Linked DNA regions of Homo sapiens: all the other regions are linked to region 1. A link is a loop called in an ENCODE intact Hi-C map of the cell type or tissue named here. Cell type or tissue: ascending aorta. All regions are shown on one strand. Links, peaks and the distances in the headings refer to the core of each region. The heading gives the core; the rest is flanking DNA.

What was found. Peaks named below come from ENCODE experiments on the same cell type or tissue, not always from the same donor. Only the 100,000 strongest peaks of a DNase experiment are listed, where the experiment ranks them.
Region 2: a loop joins it to region 1, with 10 times the contacts of the local background. A loop is called at or near these places in 94 of 110 quality-filtered maps.
Region 3: it touches region 1 in a loop (5-fold over the local background); 29 of 110 quality-filtered maps call a loop at or near these places.
Region 4: a loop joins it to region 1, with 9 times the contacts of the local background. A loop is called at or near these places in 33 of 110 quality-filtered maps.

The regions. Positions count from the first base shown.
Region 1 is chr3:126,676,488-126,682,306 of GRCh38, reverse strand. No RefSeq gene overlaps it. Among named protein-coding and RNA genes, the nearest start is that of TXNRD3, 24 kb to the right of the region's middle. RefSeq lists enhancers at 3,211-3,310, 2,826-3,432. In ascending aorta, for the core only: a CTCF peak has its summit at 2,894 (motif pointing left); a DNase peak (open chromatin) is centred at 2,886; H3K4me3 peaks cover 782 bases; H3K27ac peaks cover 854 bases.
Region 2 is chr3:127,541,124-127,546,942 of GRCh38, reverse strand. It overlaps LINC02034 (long intergenic non-protein coding RNA 2034), which reads right to left. Exons shown (of 7, transcript XR_007096067.1): 6 at 3,420-3,559. Among named protein-coding and RNA genes, the nearest start is that of LINC01471, 6.3 kb to the right of the region's middle. In ascending aorta, for the core only: a CTCF peak has its summit at 2,499 (motif pointing right); DNase peaks (open chromatin) are centred at 2,512 and 4,149.
Region 3 is chr3:126,743,667-126,749,485 of GRCh38, reverse strand. The region is part of intron 4 of CHCHD6 (coiled-coil-helix-coiled-coil-helix domain containing 6); the gene reads right to left. Among named protein-coding and RNA genes, the nearest start is that of CHCHD6, 42 kb to the right of the region's middle. RefSeq lists enhancers at 2,686-2,980, 2,441-3,140. In ascending aorta, for the core only: a CTCF peak has its summit at 2,830; a DNase peak (open chromatin) is centred at 2,834; H3K4me3 peaks cover 1,345 bases; H3K27ac peaks cover 2,435 bases.
Region 4 is chr3:127,174,299-127,180,117 of GRCh38, reverse strand. No RefSeq gene overlaps it. Among named protein-coding and RNA genes, the nearest start is that of PRR23E, 16 kb to the left of the region's middle. In ascending aorta, for the core only: a CTCF peak has its summit at 2,685 (motif pointing right); no DNase peak of the experiment used is centred there.

The sequences.
Region 1 (5,819 bases), core at 584-5,583:
AGGCCCAGGAAGGGGTATGGGCATGGGGAGGGAGAAGAGTCTCCTCCTTGGGGAGGCTTGGCACCCTGCTAGCCCAGGTCCTGAGCCCAGATGGGGAAACTGTCTGGGCACCTGGCCTGGGAAGAGCCCCCTGGGGGAGTCACTCACACACCTGCCCCCAGCTCCCAGCCCTGCAGGGGTGGCTTCAACCCAGAGCTGCTAGAATGTGAAGTTACAAGAACAGTACCCTGCCTCCTCACCACAAGACTCTGATAGTTTAAGTTTTATGAGTTCATTAAATGTGTGCACAAACTTTTAAGGAAATAACATTACACTATAATGAGAGCTATAAATTGGCACTCTTCCTCTGAGTTTTCAGTGGTCATTCTAGTTGCCTACTTGGCCAAATGGCGCAGATTGTTGAGGAAAGACCTCTGTATACCCTATGCACTTTGAGCAGTTGTTGGTGTGGCTGACCAAGGTGAGGAGCAAGGAGAGGGTCACCTCCTCTGTATTCAAGGTCACTATCAGAATCCTGCATCAGAACAGGGACCACCCCACTTGGCGGCTGGGGGACTTTTACCATCCCTCCTGTAACCTCTGTCAGCCCCACTAAACAATACCCTTTAGGTAGAAACCTTGTGTTTGCATTGCAAATAGAGCTAGAAGACTGGGTCCCCCAAAGTCCCCAAATCCCCCACAAACCACCATGGGGCTGGCACAATTTTGTGCCTGTTTGCATCTGTGTCTGGCCAGTGTCCCCTCCAAAAAAAAACTTAGCTATGGATTCCTGAAATTAAAATCCACATGCTATGCATGTCAGAGCCTGGAATGCAAAAGGAAAGGTCAGCGTTTGCTGAGAGAGAGGGTGACCTGCAGAGATGCTGCAGCATAAGTGGTCCCTGGAGGACCAGGGGCCCAAGGGGGCTGAGGAAGAGTATCAGAAGAGATGGCAACATAGCGAACCACTGTCTCTATTGTTTTTTAAAAAAAGGTATTAAATGCTTGATTGCCAAATTAGGAAAAACAATCTCAATAGATGTGCTGATAAATTGACTGAATATAGCTGAAAATGAAATTGACAATCTGAAGATTATAACAGAAGAATTATCCCAGAGCATGGCTGGATGATTTCAACTCTATGACATTCTGGGAAAGGCAAAACTATGGGGACAGAAAAAAAGATCAGTGGTTGCCATTGAGAGACTGAGTGTGGATACACTGGGTTGGCCTACAAGTCTTGGTGGGATGGGCAACAACTTCCAGCCCTAGCCGTACTCCTGCAGGCTGGGTCTTGGAACCTCACTTGTTGGACTCCCAAGTCTTCCTTGTTCTGCTTTTCATAAGAAAAGCCTTGTGTCTTTTGCTTCCCTGTGTCTTGGATAAGTGTGGGATAATCCAGGATTCACAGACTTTGTAAATGAAGAAAACTCCAGATCTTCCTCCAAGCCCAGGCTTGATATCTTTGCGGCTTAGAATTTCAGTCCTGTGTGTGACATAAACATCTTGTCTGCCAGACCTAAGAAATTCATCCACACTCCCTGGCTGCTGAATTTTCTTTCCTGAGCCTATAGATGTTCTTCGTCATAAGTTGACAAAAGAGGTGCTCTGAGCCTGTGTGATAGGTTTTCCAGGCTTGCTGCCCGTTACTGTCATCTGCCAATTCATGAAGCAGTTGTATGCACCTATCCTGTGGGCGAATTTTATTTAGCCACTAATTATTGTATTCATTAAAAAGGAAGGAAGACAGGCAGGAAGAAGCACACTCAGATCTCCTCTCGGAAAATTCTCAGCTGCTCCACACATCACGTTTGAAGGATGAGAAGCACAAATAATGCTGTGAGATAAATAAATGTATAATTGAAACCACATGAAGTGGAATAATCAAGTTACTCAGCTCCCAGTGACTCCTAGTTTCTGATCTGTCTCCAGATATCAGAACTTGCAGAAACCGGTTGCACCTCCAATAACTACTACTCTGCAGCTTTTACCAGCAGACAATACCTTTGCCGTGGAGGAATAAAATGCATTCTTATAGGTTACGTGGTTTCTGCAAGTGAATAGTAACCAAATCTGAGAGGCCAATGTGCCGGCCCCAGTTTTATGGGACCTTGATGGAGTTCCTGGGAGGAGAAGGAAAGAAGCTGTGGGCTGCCGAGGGCCCCATGCTGCCCCTGCTTCCCTCCTGCAGGCATCCTTCTCACCTTCCTGCCCTCTCTCACTCCATCCCATCTCCCTCCAGTGCCTCTCCCCACTTCCAGTTCTGCATCCCTCCTGCCCACTCACTAACATGAGGGCTCCCCCAGGTCACAGCTTCCCTGGGCCTTAGTTTCTGTAAAATAGGGATAATTAAGGTAGAGAATCTACAGAGAATCAGAGGCAGATGTGAGGCTTCAATGAGTTCCAGCTGCAAAGCGCTTAGCTTTGTTAGTTTCTATGGTTCCCTTTTAGGAGGATGCCTTCGGAGCCTCTCACACTTCCGAAGCCTCACCCTGCCTTCGGCCCATGGTGAGTTTTAGTCGTGCCCCCAGGACATTCCTTAAGAGCAGCGTTGGGTTCTCCTGTCCCTCTTCATCCCTGCATCCACAGCAGGCATTTCTGCCCGGCTTTATAGTTCATAGAGTGTGTTCTTATTCATTGCCTTGTAATCTGTGTCATCCTCCTTATTTTAAGAGGAAATCAAGACCTGGAGGTGGAGGCACCGAGCTGGAACACAGCTCCCCTGGGAACCACTCTGGGCAGGACTGGCCGGCCCTGGAGGTGCTGGGTCCCTGTGGGTGGCCGACTGACAGTGCCTGGGAGGCACGTGCCCCGTCCCCGTCGCCTGCGCGGGTCAGTGGGCAGCCCAGGCCAGATCCTCTGAAAGGAGACCTCGCATTGTCTGTTTCCCAAGAAGCCGCAGTGCCACCTCGCGGCCGCCTTCAGAAGTGCATGCTGCGATCTGGCGCTCTGAGAAGCCCTGTGGGGAGGTACCTGCGTCCAGCCCAAGGGGCTGCCTGCCTGGCCCGCGAGGAAGAGCGCGTTCCTGCCGGGCCCACGCAGCTGAAAGTGGAAATGGGTTCTGTAGAATGTTTCGGCGTGCACCGAATTCGCGCAAGAATCCTCTACTGATGCCAGGCCCTGTGCCCAGGGATGGGGTGGGGGCGGTGCAGAGAAAGGACCGTGGGGTGGTGCAGAGAAAGGACCGTGGGGTCGTAGAGAGGAGTGCCAGAGGCCTTAGCTCTAAGGGGTGCGGGAATCGGAGAGGCAGAGGCCAACCAGAGGACCTCTTCGTGAGGCCAGCTGTCATGAGTGCTAGGATCCGAGCAAAGGGCCGAGTCCAGCTGCGCACACAGAGGGGCCCATCTCCTGCCACATGGTTTCCTTTCGTCCTCCCGCTTGCTCCGATTAACAGGCATCCTGCATCTTGGGCGTACAAGCTTCCCGGCCGCGCAAGTTGTTCAAGAACCCCAGAGGCAGGTGTTTCCGGGAGGCTCTAAGCCGACAGCTCTTTGAATGCCTGGCTGCTCACAGGGCCTGAGCCTCTGCCACACCCTGTTTAAGAACCCGAGGCTGCACGGCTGCTCAGGCCACCCCCAGCCAGACTCTGTCCTTCTCTTGCAGAGAGGTACACTCTGGGGCCTGGCCACCCTTCCCGCCGGGGGCCTCTCTGAGAGCCTCTGGCTCCAATAAAAGAAGGGAACAGAGTCCCAAATCCCTTTTTTCTGGCAGGCTCTTGGCCGTTGGGTGAATTTGCCACCCCCTTCTCCCTGACGTTGTGTATTAAGGATTCTTTGGAAGGGCAGACATTTCCAAGTCAGAGAAAGCGAGGGTCAATCTGCACCCTTTCTCAAAAAAAGCAGTGACGGCCTGCCTTGCATTTATACAATTTAAGGAGATTCCAGAGATAATAAGGCGAGTCTGTTCCAAGGTGACTTAAGGTCTCCATTTGCAGCCAAGGGAGCAGCTGGCATAATTCTAAGTTTCCGCCTGAGCAGGCACTTCCATTACCCTCAGAACCTCCATGCTTGGTTTCTGGAAAGATCAACTTCAGCAAAGAAGCGGGCGCGGGTGGGGAGCTAGCTCTTCCTTCCCTTGACAGCCTCAGTTGGAGACCTCGGCTGCCACCACGTGCCACAGTGGGAGAGTTTCCCGTCCAATGCTCTGCTCCAGCGATGTACTGGATTCCAGCCTGGGACCACCCAGAGACTTCGTTATATGTGGAATATAGGGAAATGAACACGGCAATGTCTGCACCACACAGAAGGTCTAGATTTCTCATCTGGAAAATGGTCCATTTCTGCCCGGGTCACAGAGGAAAAAAAGATCTGGCTGGGTGCAGTGGCTCATGCTTATAATCCTAGTGCTTTGGGAGGCTGAGACAGAAGGATGGCTTAAGGCCAGGGGTTCTAGACCAGTCTAGGCAACATAGTGAGACCCTGTCTCTACAAAAAAAGAATCAGACAGTTGCAGTAGCATGTACCTGTAGTTCTAGCTACTTGGAAGGCTGAGGTGGGAAGATTGCTTGAGCCCAGGAGTTTGAGGCACCAACGAGCTGTGATTGCATCACTGCACTCCAGGCTGGACAACAGAGTGAGACTCTGTCTTGAACAAAAATAAAGGAAAGAAAAGAAAAGAGATCCCACGTGGTAAGAGAAGTAACTTTTTGCTACCTTTAAAAAATCCTTATTTTCCGTCCCCATGGTAGGTTGTTTACAACAGTGGCCATGGTTTTGCAGCCCTCCTTGCATATGTGTCCTCAGCCCGGTGACTGTGCAGTAACTCCTGAGAAGATGCAGAGTGCATTTCTCAGCCCTTGGATCTGAGCTGGCCTGTGACTCACTTTGGTGCACAGAATGTGGCAGAAGTAAGGGGATTCAGGTTCTGAGGCTAGGCTGTAACAGCCATTGCATGCTTCCTCTTCCTTTCAGATCTCTGGGCTAGCCTGCTAGCCACTCAGAAAGATACCACTCAGCAGCAGCGGAGCCATCCCAGATGCTGATGTGTAGCTGATACCCAAGTGAGCCCTGCTGAGTCCGGCTCAGATGATCAGAAGCATCCTGCCAGCCCACAGACTCATGAGCAGTACTACACGGTTGTTATTTGAACCTACTGAGCCTTGGGGTGTTTTGTCACACAGCAACAGCTAACTGGTACCCCTGCTCACCTCCTTTCTTCTGCTTCTTCCTTCATTCTTCTGTTCCTGGACCTGATCAAGGTCATCCATCTGGGTAGTTACATGTCTGTGGGTTATTTCTCCACCATCTGCCCTTGGGGGCTGGGTGTTGGGAAGGCAGCCTGCTGGAAAGTCACCCTTGCAGACCCTGGAAATAAGCTGAGGATAGGCTCTGCTGGGCAAACTCCCCCCACCAAGGAGGAGAGGCTGCTCTATAGTCTCTGGTTTGTTCCTGGACAATTCGCTCCTTCTCTTTGGATCAGTCACTCTCTAACTGCTATTTGGCTGTCACCCAAGGACTGCTACTCCTTATCCTTCTGGGATGGACTCACTTTCTTCTTGGAGCCCTTCCTCAAGGTGCATCCCCTTTTTGGTGGAGAGAAACCCCAAATAATTTCTCAAAATGTGTGCAAGGTCAACCTTGAGTCCTTTCAGATCTGAAAAGATCTATTTGCCTTTAAACATTGGCTTGTCCTAGATGTATAGGTTCAAAATTCCTTTCCCCCAGAAATTTGGAGACAGTCCTCACTTTCTTCTGGCAGCCTGAGTACCTGATGAGGCAGCTGATGCCAAAATGTCCCTTCCCTGCATCCACCTATTTTGGAAGCTTGTAGGATATTTCCACTATTCTTGATATTCTGGAATTTTGTGCTGATGTCCCATGGGCCTTTTTTTATTCATTATG
Region 2 (5,819 bases), core at 543-5,542, 860 kb before region 1:
AAGTAGTCCCAATTCCTCCCTGGATGTTTCTGTTCCACTCCCCTATTTATTCCTTCCTTTTTCCCCCTAGAACTTCAGGGCAGCACCCTCCCAGTCTCTGTCTCCACGGGACCTCCCTCCAGCACTGACAGGGCTGCCTGGCACATGGCAGGGACTCAGTGACATGGGAGTGGAGGGTGACCTCAGTCTGGGACTATACCACTCGGCCAAGTGGACTCTGGATGAGGAGGCCTAGAGCCTGGCCTTCTCTGGGACGCTGGCCTGTTGGTCGTGACCTTGGCCTAAGCCCTTGGGGAGGGGACACGGGTCAGCTCACAACTCCCTGCTCTTGCTCACATTTGCTGAGCACTTGCTCTGTGCTAAGGGCTTTTCTTGAATCATCTCCTGGAATCTCATAATAATCCCAATAATGCGTCTCCTTTTTTGGATGAAGAAGCCAAGCTTCAGAGAGATTAAGCTACCTGCCCAAGGTTACATAGCTAAAAGTGGAGGCTGAGTTTGAACCCAGAGAGACAAGCTGCTCCTCTCCTGAGACAATGGGTACGTGAGCCGAGAAGCCCCCATGAACTTCACAGTGATTCTGTCAGTGAACAGTTGGGGAAACTGAGGCCTGCTGCCCAAGTGTCACAGCTAAATGGAGGCAGAGCTGGGGCTCCGAGCCCCAAGGTGAAGGGAAGAATGTGCTTCTTCACAGCATGTCTCCAGAAGCCCCAGGAGTGACTAGCTGGCCGGCCCCGAACCCCACTGGCCTCAGTTTCCCCTTGGAGGATAGCCCCATCCATGGTCTCTGGCTCTTAGGGTCTCTGAATTCATTCACATCTTGAAAGTTGCAGTTGGGAGTCTCAGGTCTGGTGGCAGGAAACTGAGGAGACAGTCGTGGAATCGGGGTGGGGAGTGGTGCGGGAGGATTGTTTGTTCCCTCAGAGACTCTCTAGTGTATGTGTCCCTTGTCAGCTAAGCAAGACGGGCTCACCACAGCAGGTGGGCTCAAGCCCACCTCAAGCAGAGGTGGCCCAGGTGGCAAACTCAGGTGCTGGGGGAGCAGGGCAGGACACCAGAGGGGCATGGGATTCGGAGAGTGGGGGCTGTGACCTCTGGTTTGAAGGGGCATCTGCAGACAACCCCGTGCAGAGCCAGGGCTCACACTGCCATAGCCAGTGCCACAGACTGTTGAAGAGATGCCGAAAGCCAAAACATCTTCGACGTGAAGGCTCCCAATGTTGTAGAGTTGGCAACGGATTCAAATTTTCAAAGCTATACAGGTAAAACAAACTAGTTCTAAGGGCTGAATTCAGCTGGAATGGCTGTTTCTGCTCAAATCCAGCTCTGCTTCTTGTTCGGAACCTCAGTTTCCTGATCCATTAAATAAGCCTAACAGTTCCTCCTGGTGGAGGATCATGTGGGCCAATAAGTAATAATAAAGCGGCTGTGCACAGACGAGTGGTATCATTAGTCCCCACCACAGCAGAGGGAGCGGCTCCAGCAGGCTTGAAGCAGCCTCCTCCGAGCGCACATGGTGTAAAATATAGATTATTCCTGCCACAGACACAGGCCCTGCCTGAGAGGCACCCGCTGAAATCCTGACCTCCCCCTTCTCCGGTGCTGGTCCTTAAACAGCCCCCATTCCTACTGGTCTCTTGGCCTTTGCACTTGCAGTCCCCTCCTCTGGGAGCACCTCCCCAGACTGTGGTGTGGCTGGCTCCATTTTTCCATTCAGGCCTCAGCTTAAATGTTACCTCCTCGGAGAAGCACTTGCTCGGTCGCTCCACCCTGCTTAACTCTGCCTCCTGCATGATGCTTTGGATCTCTGCCTTCCTCATGATGCTTCGGATCCCTGCCTGCCTAGGACCGTGGGTCTCCCCGCCCAAGTGTGTGCGCCATCTGTGCAGCCCTTCCTCTTCCTGCTCACCCAGACCCCAGCTCAGGGCCCTGATTCACATGATGGGTTCTCAAGGAATGAATGAATGGATGGATGGATGGGCTGGCTGGGATTGGGGCTGTTCTCCTTTCCAGGGGATCCAATTAGAGGAAAGTCCCTGAGTGCAGCAGCTGCCCAGCCCTCCCCAGCAGGCAGACAAAGTCCATCTGGAGGCTTTGTTTAAAAATGCTGAAATCAGGCCGCTCAGCTGTACTACCACGGTAGACACAGCCCTCCTGAGGGGTGCAGGCCTGTCTTGCCCAGTTTTGCTGGGCTCTGCAAAAAGAAGTGTGGATTTAGGACTGGTAGATCTTCTGGCTGAGAGACCCTGGGGCCCTGCTCTTCCATGGAGGCTGTGAGGGTTGGAAATTGCCCAAGGTCACAGTGAGGTTGGGACCAGGGCTGAGGGAACAGTGGGGCAGGGACAGGCTCAGCACACAGTGGCAGTGTGAGGGTCTGGGTGGGAGGGGGCACAGGGCCTTCTGTCCTCTTTGTGGTGAGGTGACAGATGGCTGATTGAGCCCTCCTCCTGCCTTAGCTGGGGCCACAGCCCTCCCAGGGCTGTCTCTCCAGGCCACCTTGCACATGGCCACCAGAGGGCGATGTCTTAAACAAAATTGCTCCCGCTTACAATCCTGCAGTGGCTGCCCGGCCTCAGGACAGTTGAGCCTCCAGCCAGGTGCGTGAGGCCGCTCGGTGCCCCAGACCTTGCCCCGCTGCACAAGGGCCAGCATGCCGCTGCCTCCGACCTTCGCCCTGTGCCTCATCTTTGCCCAGCATCCCTCCAGGACTGGGTTCACAGGTGGCCATGGTCCACAACCCTTCCCTGGCCTGCCCCCACCCCAGGCAGGTCAGAAGCTCTGGAGCCCTGCTGTCCCTGTGCTCTGGGCAGGGGTTCAGGCTGGAGGAGGAGGGACAGAAGGATGGGAGACTCTTGGAAGAGCGGCTTCCTCCTTGGTTGTGTGGCTGAGGCTGCGTATTTGATGTTTAAGAGGAGTGTTACCACAAAGCTACTCTCATCAATGCTGCCACACTCCCTGCCCACCTAGTCAAAAAGACAAAGTGAATGTAGGATGAATGAACAAATGAGTGAATGAGCACATTCTGCCCCGTCTCTTCTCTTTCCCTCACGCCTCACATCCGGCCTGTGAGGAAACCCTGCCACCTCCACCTCCAAAATACACCCAGAATCTGACCTCCCGCTCCGGCTCTGTTCCCACCGTGGTGTGGGCCACCCGCCCCACCACTCCTGAGCTGTTGCCGCAGCCTCCTTGCTGGCCTTGCTGCTTCTGCTCCTGCCCCATAGCAGCCAGAGGGACCCCCCTCCTAAACCCAAAGTCAGGTCCCGTCCCTCCCTCCTCTGTTCCACGCACTCCATGACCTGCTCAGAGGAAACAGTCCAACAATGGCCTAGAGGCCTGCACGGAGTGCCGGGGACCTCTCTGCCTCATGGTCCCCTCTCCTGGTGCACAGTCCGCTTCCACCACACCCAGCTCCTTACCAGCCCCGGAACATGCCAGTGACAGCCCTGGCCCTGGGTCTCTGCACATGCTGTTCCAGATGCTCTTCTCCCATCTTGCCCGCCCCTTCACTTCCTTTGGGTCTCTTGCCCAAGTCTCCAGGAGGCTTTCCCTGACTGCCCTGTGATAAAAGAAAAACTTTAGTTGAATTAAATTTAAAGAAGTTTAATTGAGCAATGAACGATTCAGGAATCGGGCAGCCCGCAGAATCACAGAAGAGTCACAGAGACTCCAGCGCAGATACATGGCGGAAGAAGATTTATAGACGAAAATAGGAAAATGACGTAAAGAAATCGGCATTCAGGTACAGAAACAGCTGGATTGGTTATAGGTTGGCGTTTGCCTTATTTGAACACAGTTTTTCCAATTTTGTCTACCTATTAAGTTAGGTTACAGTTCATCCACAAGGACTAACATATAGAAGTATGAAGTCCTTCTCAGGCCATTTTTAGTTTGCTTTAACACCTGTCATGCTCTACCTGTGGCTTTTCTCCTGGCTCTGTATTGTCGCCAGGCATGCTGTATTTCCTTCTGTCCGTGGCCAGCCTCCTCTGTTAGGTGGGAGCTCCGCCCTTTTCCCTGTTTCCAGGACAGTGCTCCACACGTGACAGATGCTCAGTGTTTGCTGGCTGGATGTGTCCGTGCCAGGTGGGGCAGAGGGGCCTGTGGGGCTGCCTCCTCCTGCCTGCATGTGTGGGGCAGGAGTGCTGGAGTCAGGCTGGGCCCCACTCCTGTGTCTCCTCTGGGTGTGTTTGGTGGTGGCCAAGCCCTGTGTTTGTTTAGGCAGCAGGCTTGCTCTGAGTTGGAAGGAGAGGTTGCGTGGTGCAGAGTGCCCGCGTTACTGGCCACCCTTGGTGACAGCCAGTGCCGCCGCCGTCCCTGAGTGTATGGAGTGGGCCTGTCACAATATTTGTTTAACAGGCGGCGGCACATTAAGCCAGGCAGCAAACACAGCACTGCCAAGGGGAAGCCTCCTGTGCCGCTGGGATCCTTTGCCATGCTAGTGACATGCTGCCCTTCTCCTGTGTCTGGCCTGACCGCCCGGGGCCCAGCCTGGCCAGGTTGCATGTGTCCCTCATGGTTCTGCCTCCTGGTTTCCTTCCAGCCCAGGGCCACCCATGCTCATCCCTGCCTTCCATCTTCTTGGGCCCTTTTGAACTTTTGGGCCCTGGCCCCCAAAGCCTGAAGTCAGCCCAGCTCTCCCAGAATCCCAGCTCCTGAATGCTGCAACAAGGACACCCTACCACGCAGAGCCCTCAGTCTCGGGGCCACCTGGTAGCCCCAGGCTTTCCGCCTCTCAGAGCAGGATGAGGGTGGGTAGGACCTGCTCTGGTCAGGGCTGTGGAAGGGCCAGGTGCTGGGACACAGGAATCCAGCTGTCTATTTGAACTTCTCTTGCTTGTCTGTCTGGCCCATCTATGTCTGAACATCTGTCTGACCACCTGGCTCCTCCCGTCTGTCTGCCTGTCCCCTCTGTCTATGTGCCTGCCTGTCTGTCTGCTTGGGTGTCCCCATGTACCAGACCCTGGGCTGGACCTGTACACAGACTTGCCCATGGAATACATCCAGCATCCCCATTTCACAGATGTGGTACATGAGGCCCAGCGTATCACAAGGTGCTGGGATCCACTGCTTACCCAATGCAGTCTTGGGGCCCCAACCTGCAGACCCCATCACACTGATGGCCGCTCTCTTCCCTTTCTCTGCACCTCACTGTGCTCCTGCCACCCCTCGCCCCATTGCCTTGCCCCCACCTGGAACCTTGTCCCTTCTCTGGGCTGCCCCCCTTAGTCGTGCCCCCAACCTGCAGAAGCTGCCTCACCCAGCCACTCCAGCCTGGTGTGACTCCCCCACCTCACACTCCCACAGCTCAGTGAGTCTGAAACACACAATTTAGCGCTTAATTATACACTCTGCTCACTAATTATTTTGTGCCTTATCTCCTCAACTCGCATGAGCTCCTCCAGGCAGAGCCAGCTCTTGCTCTGGCTCTGGGCTTGGCACAAACCTCCTTGTAGGCTACCTGGGCAGGGGGTGGCCACGCCCTTAGCCTGCAGCAGGGCTGAGAGCACCTAGTGGCCACAGGTATGGAAGGAAGGCAGCCTTTCCACTGGTGTTACTCGTATTTCTCTAGTTGTGGGGGCTCAGGGATAAGGCAGGATTCAACAATGCCCCATTCCCTTGCCCTCCTGGAGCACATGACTTCCCCCTTCAACAAATGAGTTCATCCTTACCAGTGCTAGGATGGAAACATCTGGAGGCTGGAACAGGGCCTGCCCACATCTGTACTTCCATCTTGACTGTGCTCATTTTCTCAAAGGCCACAGCCAAGCCAGCAGCTGGGCCTTTAGATGCTGCCTGCAAAATACCCCTGTTTTTTG
Region 3 (5,819 bases), core at 480-5,479, 67 kb before region 1:
AGTCTAGGCATCTCCTTGTCAAAAAAGGGCATCTGGCTCAGGCCAGAAACCCAAGAGTCATTCTCAACACCTCCTTCTTTCTCACCCCACAGCCCCCATCCTCACCAAATGTGTCATTTCTTTCTCCACATAATTCTTCCCCCAGATACTGTCACTGTCCTTTGTCTGGGTCACCATGATCTCTCTGAAGGGCCCTTGGGAGTCCTGTTGATTCCCCTGCCTCTGCTCTTGCCCACTCTGCCATCTTCCCCAGAATCTCTATGAAAACCTTTCACATGCTCCCTGCTGCTTCTCAAACCCAGTTTCCTGCCATGCCCATGAGTCCCCACCCACTGTTCACACCCTTCTTGCTGGCAGCTGCATTCACTCACTGAACTCTCTACCACCCAGGCCGGGGCACACTCCCCACAAACTGCAGAGCTCCCCCTCCTCATTCTTTGTCTCCTTCCCACTTACCCTCTAGGTCGCGGCTCACATGTCCACTCCTCAGAGAAGCATTAGCTGACCTCAATCTAAATTAGGGCATCACTATCACTCTCTCTCTCTCTGCAGCAGTATGCTTATCTCAGCTGGTAATAGTTACTTGTTTGACATCTGTTTCTCCAACTGGACCAGGGGCTCCAGTAGGGTCAGGATCGGGTCACTTCTGGATGGCCAGCCCAGCCCGGGCTGCAGCCCTGCTCAGGGAACATGTCTTGAATGGATGGATGGAGCATGCAGAAAGGGGGCAGGATAGCTAAGGCACAGAGGCTCACAGAAGGGACATTTAAAGGAAGAGTAGCTACTTGGTGATAAATACCCCTTGAAGGAAATGTGAAGAAGGAAAGTTATCAGATTTGTTGGAAAGAAGATCATGGTAATTTCTTTTCTTTCTTTTTTTTTTTTTTTTTGGAGATGTAGTCTCACTCTGTTGCCCAGGCTAGAGTGCAGTGGCACAATCTCGGCTCACCGCCACCTCCGCCTCCCGGGTTCAAGCAAGTCTCCTATCTCAACCTCCCAAGTGGCTGAGATTACCAGCGCCCACCACCACGCCCAGCTAATTTTTGTATTTTTAGTAGAGATGGGGTTTCACCATGTTGCCCAGGCTGGTCTCGAATTCCTGACCTCAGGTGATCCATCCGCCTTGGCTTCCCAAAGTGCTGGGATTACAGGCGTGAGCCACTGCACCCAGCCAATCATGGTAATTTCTGAGATCACGCCAAATTGTAATGAGTTTGAGAAGAAAGATTATGACTACCACTGTGATTCCAAGACACTCTATGGCAAGGAAAGGGAAGAGCCAGGAGGCAACCAGAGTAGCTGCTTGGGAAAGGTCTATTGGTTTTAGACAGGGATATCTGAGGAGAAAGTGGGGAAGTAACAGAGCAGGCTCTAAGAGGAGGGGAGGAGCTAGATCCAGGATCCAGGTCACTGGCAGAGAGGCCCCTTTTAAGAGGAGAGGAAGCAAGGAGGAGAGGGCGGTGAGGCCAGGATGGAGAGAACTCACAAGTGGATGTGGGGAGGGCACAGGAGGGTGCTGCTGGAGCGCAGCAAGAGGACGGCAAGGCAGCAGCAGAGAGGGTAACGCCCAGGAGGTCAGAGAGCACGAACTGCATGAGAACCCAACCATCCAGCCTCTAGCGGCCCCCAGGAGCCCAGGCCCAGATGCAGAGAAAGCAGTTGGTGGGGTTCACCCAAGGCTGGAATCCAGCAACATGGGCATGGAGGAAGTCTCTGGAAATGAAGGGAAGGAGGGTGCTGGATATATCTAGCTGTCAGTACAGACCCTGTGGGCAGGGAGACATGTCACACCACGAGACCTGATGGGCCATGAGAATTGAGTCATGATGAAATCCAAGATGGAGGTAAAGCAGATTTCTGATATACAAAGTGCCATCAGAAGTAAAATGGCAATTGGAATAAGGTTAAAGACCAGCCTTACTAGTAGGAAGACTGAGAAACATGATCCAGAAGCCAGTGGCCATGAATGCTTTTCACCTTTAGCCTCACTAAGAAAATGTTTAGGTACATAATTTCTGTTGAGAGCTTACTGCAGTCTAGACATTCTCCTAGGCACTTAATTTTATCTCACTGAAACCCCATACTAACCTTATGAGTTGCACTATCATCTCACTTTACAGCTGGGAAAACCGAACGTGTATGGAGATATCCCAGATAAGCAGTAGAAATGAGCTGCAAATACAAGTCTCTCTTAGGATAACTGCAAAGTCACACGCAATTACAAAGAGCACACCAAGACCCAGATCATCTGAGTAAAGATCTTTTCCTGGGCTTCAGACCTCAGTTAGAGAAACTGAGGCATCACCAGCAGCTCCCGAGAGGGAGAAAGGAGACGAGATGAAGAGAAAAACAAAGACAGCTCCAAAAGCTTAGGCTGTCTCGGAAGAGAAGCAACCAGTAGTCCCAAAAGCCCTGTACACAGCCATGAAAGCTGAGATCGGGGCAAAAAACCCAGGGCCAGACAACTCAGCTGAGGAGAGGCTCCCCCAGTACTCCCGGGCCACCTCACAGCCCCACAGCACCCAGGCTAACCATGCTGTCCTTGGTGCCAGCAGAGCGCTGCCTGTGCAGCCACGGATTAAATAAAATGTCCTGAAGTGGCAAAGCCCACTCCTCCAGAGTGAAGATTAAGGAAGCACTGCAAACAATCAAGAAGGGGAAAGGAAAAAAAAGGAAAACCTGCCACATGCCAGGCTGCCTGGAGTTAACAGCCCTACATATTTCTCATCAAAAACCTCTTTGGAAGAGGTTAAGCACACAATAGGCTATCGAAAGCACCCGCCTCGCGGCTGCTTGAAATTCCACACATGTGACATGGCGGTGTATTTCTATTAATGTCCAGTGTGTGTCAGCACGAAGATAAGGTGCCGACATCATGTCCAACCAGTCAGCTAGAGAATGGGCCCCGTGTTCAACATTGTCTGACACCTGGGAGCCCCAAGAACAGAGGCTCTTGGGCGGATCCTGCCCTGGATGCACTCGCACACCAAGCGCCACTGCTGCCAGGGGAGATGTAGAGAAGGAGCAGGCCCAAGGCAAGGCAGGGCTGCCAGGCCTCCTGGGAACCACTACACACAAGCAGAAAAAACACCAGAGGCTGTATGTGTTAGGGAAGGCACCCAATCAACAGGGGAAGAGGAGAGAGAGCAGGGAGTCTGCATCAAGAAGAGGAAAGTCATGACTTTCCCAGCAAGGCTGCCCAGGCCATGCCCGCTGTGCGAGGCTGATGTGCAGGTGCTCCCTTCCCTGTGGGCACAAGCGCAGAGGCAAAGGCTCCCAGTAGAAGCCACTCCACAGAGACTGTCACTCCCAGTGTGTCTAGTCCCAGCGGCCTCAGAGCTTTGTTACCTGATACGTGTCATGCAAAAGGCTTTGCCACATACCTCTACTCTCCTCAGCAATACCCCTAAGCCACCCTGCCCAGCCACCCAAGTCCTAGCCAAGAACAGAGTACCAGAATCCTCCAGAGAAGCCTCGCCAAGATTTGATAAGGAAGGAGGAGATGCCACCAAGTGTAGGGGGCAGGGAGTGACTTGACTCTGCTAAGAACACACCCAAGTGGGCAGGAAGCCAAGCACCCAGGGTTCCCTACCCACTTAGCCTCACAAGCCCAAGGTCAGTGAAACAAGCCAGTCCTGGCATCAGCAAGAATGCAAGCCCAGAGACAGCAGCCCTGAATAGCTGTATCTCCTCTCCAAGCACAAATTAACCTTAAGAGTTAGGAAAGAACAACTAGTGGGATCTGGAAGGTCTGTTTTAGAATTAAGGCTACCTGGTGGGGAGGGGTGTACTCAGGGGCCTCCGAAGCCTGAAGCCAACCCAGGTGGAGGGTTAGAACATTAGCAACCTGGTAACAGCCAGCATTCCTGCACTCAAAAGCACTCTGTTCGCTGTCCCTTTTTTGCCATGGTGGAAAATCACTACCCACTTCTATCCTTTAGACTCTATTAGTCACCCGTGTAGCTCCTCTCCTAGTGCATTTTGGGGGAATTTGGCATAACAGAAAGGCAAGAATGTATTGACCACCTTCCATCTGCCAGACCATGTGCTGAAGGCTTTGCTCACATATTATGAAAGCATGCTAACAACTCCAGGAGAGGTGTGCCATTTGACATGTGAGGAAACTGAGGCTTGGTTAAATAATGGGTCCAGGGTCACAGAGACAGTACCTGGGGCATCTGAGCCCAGGTGTAACAGAGTCCGGACGCTGGGCTTCGCTAAGCCACAAGGCTATGGAAAGTGCCCTCGCCACCTGACCAGCATCCAGTCCCTCTTCCCTCTTCTTTAATAACATAATCCTGATTTTGTTTGGGGCAGTCACGTGTCCAGGTAAAACTGCTCACTATCCCAGCCCCCCTTTTGCAGCTAGAGGTGGCCCTGCGACACAGTTCTGCCAACGAGAATCCCAGGGAAGAGTGTCCCTCCCACACCCATATAAAATAATAAAACTTCACTAGAACAAGGCTCTCAGCCCTTCCTTCTTCCTGACTGGAAAATTGATGTGATGGCTGAAGGCACAGCAGCCCTCTGCCACCACGAGGAGAGCTGCACTGAGGACTGCCAGTCAAAAAGACAGGAGGTCCCAGCCTGGCCAACATGGTGAAACCCTGTCTCTACTAAAAATATAAAAATTAGCCAGGTGTGGTGGTGCACGCCGGTAGTCCCAGCTACTGGGGAGGCTGAGGCAGGAGAATCACTTGAACCCAGGAGGCGGAGGTTGCAGTGAGCTGAGATCGCACCACTGCACTCCAGCCTGGGTGTCAGAATGAGACTCTGTCTCGGGGAGAAAAAAAAAATACAGGAAGTGATTGGATCCCTCTGAGGCACGAAGCTACCATAACCACCTGGGATGGCTGCCCCTGGTGTCTTGTTCATGGGAAGAATACACTTCCACTTTAAGCCACTGCCAACTGGGCTTCCATTACTCACAGCGAAAGCTCCTCCTAGCTGGTGCATGTATTGGTCTACCCAAGTGCACTCAGCTCATAGCCAACACACAGGAGATAGGGCCCTGGCTCACCCACCAAGTAGACAAAGGTAAGGGAAAGAATCGGACTTTTCTCCGGCAAACACTTGTTGATGTTTCTCAGCCAAATAACCCTTTTCGATTCTATACCTTGCCAGTAGCCAGCAATGGCATCTCCCCAAGAGGGCAAACACAATCGGCTTGACAAATTGAAAACATTTTTCCACAAAAAGGAAAAAGCAGAATGGTAGCTCCCCAAAAACCATGTGAATAAATTGCATAAATAGACTTAAAATAACCAAGACCCTCCCCTCTCCCCAGCCCTACTGGCATCCTAGAGGCAAGCATAGAAGTGGGAAGGCACCAGCCCAATTTCACTCTGGCAGGAGAGAAAAGGAAAATATACTGCTGTCAGGTTGTCCTAGGGCTGTAAGGGCTGCCCCACTTGATCCACACACAGAAGAGTGGCAGGGCTGGTGGGCACTGACCCGAAGGAAGAGGAGCAGGGGTACAGCAAGCATGGCAGCAGAAGGGGTGGTGCTACTTCCTCTGACTACCTGTGCCCTCACTGCCAGCGCATACCATCTGATGCGAGCCAGGAGGGATGGCACCGATCCAATCAGGTTTCCCTACAGTATTAGGTTCACATATGACCACGTAAGACCTCTGTTCAAAACAAGAAACCCCAAAACTCTCAGACTGGCCTGGACTTCTCTCAAGAACAAAGTAGGAAGTCAGGGACGGTGTCACCTGCTGCTCCAATGCCACTCTCAGATGGCTCAGATCACCCCTCCAGTTGGTGCAATTTTCAAGGAACCCTGCTGCTCTGTTCCCTTGGGCTCCAGTGGGCACT
Region 4 (5,819 bases), core at 478-5,477, 500 kb before region 1:
TGTTTTTGACTCTTTATAATGACATTTCCTTAAATTTTATTTTAGATTATGTGGCTACTAATATACCCTCCTTCTTTTGTTAATATTTACAGGCCAGTCTCTGTCTTTCCACAGATATATTTAATCAATTTGCATTTGCTACCCTTTACTGTGTGAGTGAATCCATGTCATTCTTCCTCAGCAGAGGCCAGTTTCTTGGCATCTTCTTACCCTCTCTGCCCTTCTCGCCTATCCCAGACTACTTTTAATCAGTACGCCTGCAAGCTTAATGCCTTCCATGTGTGTCTCTGCCTGCCACTGCTTCTTGGCTTCCACAGCTTCCTACTGTATTTTTGTAATTACTGGATAACTTCCTTTATTAATTTTTTCAGTGAAGATCTGTGAGGGTGATAAACTGATACAAATACCTTAATATTCCAATACTTCATCTTATTATCAGTCCTTGTTGACAGTGTGGCTGGGTATAGAATTCCAACTCCAGAGTTATTTTGCCTCAGCACTTTAAAGATGCTGTTTTATTATCTTCTTGCCTTCATTTTGCTGATTTCATCTGACTATTCTTTTATATATGGCCCACATTCTTTATTGGTAACTATTAGGGTTGATTCTTTATCCTTGGTGTAATGGAATGTGAGCATAGTGTGGCCAGTTTTTTGTCTTACGGTGATTTGCTCAGTGTGTGCCTTCGATTTGAAGATTAATTTATTTTTTAGTTCTAGAGGTTCTGTTTTACTTTTTGAAAATATTTCTTCTTATTTAATCCATTCTGGAATCCCAACTAGATAGATATTGAACGTCCCTGAAACCTCAATGTCCCATTTTTCCATACTCTCCAGCTATTTATTCCTTTGTGCTGCATTGTTCTGCAATGTGTCCAATCTATTAATCTTTTACATGGAATGTTATATATTTCATTTCCACCATCTCTATTTAGTTCTGTTTCATAACCCCCATCTTTGTTTTATGGATGAAGTAGTAGTCTTTATCTTTCTGAATGTAATTGTGTAGTGTTTGTTTGTTTTAACGATAGCTTTTAGAAATTCCTGAAGATTCATGTGTTAACTCTCTCTGGAGGGGCTCCTCCCTTTGTTGAAGACAGCATGGGCATCTCTAGACATTTGCTGATTTGACATTTGCAGACATTACTTTGTCCGGCCAGCAGTTTTTTCTCCCATATAATCCCATCTATTCTGTGCATTTTTGGGGACTCCTCCCAGTTTCAAGTCTACCAAGAAGTCCCCTTCTTATTTACAAGTGGGATGGTTAATTTTCTGTTAAATTGTTGAATATTTTTTCTTATTGGTATGGATTTAGTGCAGAGAGGGGTATGTCACAGGCCAGGGTTTAGCAAAGGTCGAGGATCTCCAGAGAAACAGAACCAACAGGATGGATGGATAGAGAGATAAATGATAGATAGATAGATAGATAGATAGATAGATAGATAGATAGAAGATTTACTGTGAGAATTGGCTCACACAATTATAGAGGTTCAGAGGTCCATGATATGCCATCTGCAAGCTGGAGAACCAGGGAAGACATGGTATAATTTAGTCTGAGTCCAAGGCCTGACAACTTGGAGTTACATTGCTTGAGGGCAGAAGAAGATGGATTTCTCTGCTCAAGGAGAGACAGAGAAAGAGTGAATCTGCCTTTCCTTTGTCTTTTTGATCTATCCATGCACTCAAAGGATGGGATGGTACCTGCTAGCATTGTTGAGGGTGGATCTTCCTTTCTCAGTTCACTGATTCAAATGCTTATCTCTTCTGGAAACACCCTCACAGATATACCCAAAAATAAGATATAACACTTTACCAGATACCTTGGTATCCCTAATCCCAGTCATGTTGACACCAAAATTAAGCATCACAGGGCAACTGTAGCATTTGATGGCCTATTGTCTTGAAGCAGGACTCTCTCCCCTGGTTTTAATTTTCTTTATGAAATTCATTTAATATTTCATTGTTGGCTATTTTATACTTTCTGTTGCTATTGTTAAGGGGACATTTTTCCCAAAACATTATTATTCTATGTTGGGTTCTCCAGGCAGCTGACTCTTGGAATCAATGCTATGGGGGAGAGGAGAAGGAAGCAGGACTGGACAGACAGAGGTCAAGGTCAAGTTCAAGAGAGCTCATGGGGCTGGGCGCGGTGGCTCACGCTTGTAATCCCAGCACTTTGGGAGGCCGAGGCGGGCGGATCACGAGGTCAGGAGATCGAGACCATCCTGGCTAACATGGTGAAACCCCGTCTCTACTAAAAATACAAAAAAATTAGCCGGGCGTGATGGTGGGCGCCTGTAGTCCCAGCTACTCGGGAGGCTGAGGCAGGAGAATGGCGTGAACCCGGGAGGCGGAGCTTGCAGTGAGCCGAGATTGCGCCACTGCACTCCCGCCTGGGCCACAGAGCGAGACTCCGTCTCAAAAAAAAAAAAAAAAAAAGAGAGCTCATGGGCCAGGCAGGCCTGATGACCTTAGTTGACCCCATGAGGATCCCAGGAACTAAAACACCCTGTTGGAGGTGTCCAGTTGGGGTTTCATCCTTGCTTCCCTCAGTCACTGGATGTGTACAGCCTTGGGAAGGCCACCCTTGGGAAGGTCAGGGTGGCCATCTCCTGTTGAGGCTGTCCATCTCCCGTTGAGGCTGTCCCTGAAAAGACTGGCATCTGAAGGCTGCTGACTACATTCCCAGCAGGTGGAGCAAGAAGTCCCTCTATGAAGGGGATTTGAGCAGCACATCTCTGTGCCTGTCACAGTTTTTAACTGGCTGCTGTATTTATAGGAAAGCTATTTACTTGCATATATTTATCTTATATTCAGCCACCTACAGAAGTCCCTTCACTGTAATTAGTTTTCTATTTTTTAGAGGGATGTAAGTATACTAAACTAAGATAAACGTGGCTGTTTACAAGAGTCCTACCTCCCATTTCAGTTTCCTGTGTTATTGCATTTGCCAGAATTTACCAACAAATGTTAAAAAAATATTCATAAAAACAGTCATAACTGAGAGTGCTGTTCTGTTCTTGATTGCCCGTAAGAATCTCGAGTGAGGTCAGCTGTTACCCTGTGATATGGTTTGGCTGTGTCCCCACCCAAATCTCATCATGAACTATAGTTCACATAATCCCCACGTGTCATGGGAGGGACCCAGTGGGAGGTAATTGAATCGTGGGGGTAGTTTTCCCATCCTGCTTTCATGATAGTGAGTGAGTTCTCACGAGCTCTGATGGTTTTATAAGGGGCTTTTCCTGCCTGCACTCTGCACTTCTCCTTGCTGCCACCATGTGAAGAAGGATGTGTTTGCTTCCCCTTCTGCCATCGTAAGTTTCCTGAGGCCTCCCCAGCCCTGCAGAACTGTGAGTCAATTAAACCTCTTTCCCTTATAAATTATGCAGTCTCAGGTATGTCTTTATTAGCGGCATGAGAATAGACTAATACGCTCTGAAGTGTCTCTTTTCTTTGCGTTGAAGAAAACTCCTTTAAGCCTCATAAAAGTGCAGTAAGTGGAGGCAGATAGCAACCAGGGTAGATATGTAGTGGATGACATTGTTTCATCCTCCTCGTGTTTATCTGATCACCATCTACTTGTGGCACATGATATCGGTCTTCCATCAAAATGTTTCTTAGTGGGCCCCTGTCAACTCCTGGTGGTTGGCTCTTTTGGCTTCAAACCGTGCATGTAACTGTTTATTCTAGGATTTTTCATGGGGCTGGTATCCTTAAGCTCACAGGGCTGCAGCCCCTCCAATCTACCCTTTGTCTCTCTTCATCCTAGAAGCACCTCCTGATGCTCCTTGGAAAGACTGGGAGAGCCATTGGTGCTGGGGGGCAGTAGTTTCTATGGACATGATCTGAGGGTCAGAAGCTCTGGGGTCAGGCAGTTCTCTTACCCCCTCAGACTCCATTTCCATGACCCTGAATAGTTCCCACTGGGGGAGACAGAGAATTCTAGCAAGAGCAGACCTTGAAGGCCATCTGCACTCAGCTAGCAAGGAGAGCCCACCTTCGAGGTGGCAGAAGGACACAGATACCTTGGGGGGTCTGCCCTGACTCTCACCCCTTCCTGTTCTCCCCCCAGCATCCTCTCCCTTTTAGAAGAACCTTCTCCCGGATGCAGTGCCTTATACCTATAACTCCAGTGACTCAGGAGGCTAAGGGAGGAAGATTGCTTGAGGCTAGGAATTCAAGACCAGCCTGAGCAACAGAATGAGACCCCATCGCTAAAATACTTTTTAGTTAGCTAGGCGTGGTTGCACAAACCAATAGTCCTAGGTACTCAGGAGGCTGAGGTGGGAGGATCGCTTGAGCCCCAGAGGTAGAGGCTGCAGCGAGCTATAATCATGCCACTGCACCCCAGCCTGGGTGACAGAGCCAGACCCTAACTCTATAAACAACAACAACAAAATCTTGTATCTTCATTTACCGTCCGTGGATCAAACCCTGTCTGCCCCAGTAACCCATTCTCCGATGATATTTTCTTGCTCATAGGTTCTGCGTGGGATGCACATTTGCCCTGCATTAAATCAGGCCTCATGTCATCAGTGTGCTGAGTCCTGTCCAGTGCTCTTCCCAGCCTGCTCACTCCAGCACTCAGAAAGTCTCTGCTTGTTCTAGCCTGTCTTTCGCACCTCTCCAACATGTGTGAATCTCCCTTTTGAATAGAGAGCAAACCGGCGTCAGGCCAGAGCCTTGGCAGGCAGAATCGCAAGTTGGCTCGCTGGCTGTTTCAGGCGCTCATTGTGCTTGTGTTCTCAGGTACCTCCGATGGCAAGTGGTACTGCCTTTCCGCTTTCTTGTCGGGATCCATAGATACATTTGTTTAGGTTTATAAAAGGGAACTGAATTGAAAGTGTGTATGAAGTAAACAATAGCGTAGGTGGTATGACACCCTGACAAAACACACAGATGGCGGAAGTGTGGGGATGCCATTTGACAGAATGAAGCCAGAATGCAGCCCACCATCCGGTTGCTCCCACCCTAACCTGCTCTGTCAAGGTGCCCTCCCATGGGCCCTCCATAGCCCCATGTGCTGGGGATGGTATGCAGCCCTGCCTTGGGCTTTCCTACCTGCAGACCTTCTTCCTGGACTGCCCTTCCCCTGAATTTTCTCATGACAAAGCCATGCCATCTGCCAGGCCAGCTCAAGGCCAAACTTTCCCTGGTTGACCCCCAGTGACTGCTGCTGGGCCCACAGAGCACCTCACCCTCCCTCTCTGGGGCTCTCTCTCCCATGCTACTGCACACTAGATGTTTCTGGGCTGGCCCTGGTGGGCAGGCTGCAGCAGTTAGAGGTTCCGCAGCATGTGCTGACAGCATGGAGCCTCACCTGCTTCTCTTGCACCTGTGCAGGCCAGCAGGATGGTGAGCCAGGCTGGGCACGAGTGGACACACATTTATCCAGCACCTGCTCCGTGCAGGGCACCAGAGTAGGCACTCTGTGTGCTCCTGGTGGGGGTGACATTGCTGGGTTTGTGTGGGATGCCCTCAGCTCTAAGAAACAGAAGACCCCAATTCACAGAGTCTTCAGCCTCTTGTGGTCATGCAGCGTCCAGTGAGGGGTCTGGAGGCAGGCAGGGGCTGCCTCTAGCTCTGCTCTCAGCAGGCTGGCTCTAGTTGCCAAATTCAAGGCCGTGAGTGAGGAAGGAGGATCCAGTGCCAGGCTTGACTTCCCAGAGCCCCCTGAAGACCCCACGGACATTCCATTGGCTTAGTGGGGTCCCAGGGGAGTTCTAGGCTGCCCCCAGTTGCAAGGAAGACTGGCAAAGGGATTCTTCTTACCTTTGCTGAGACAACTACTGCTCCTCCTGCAAAACAATGTTTGTT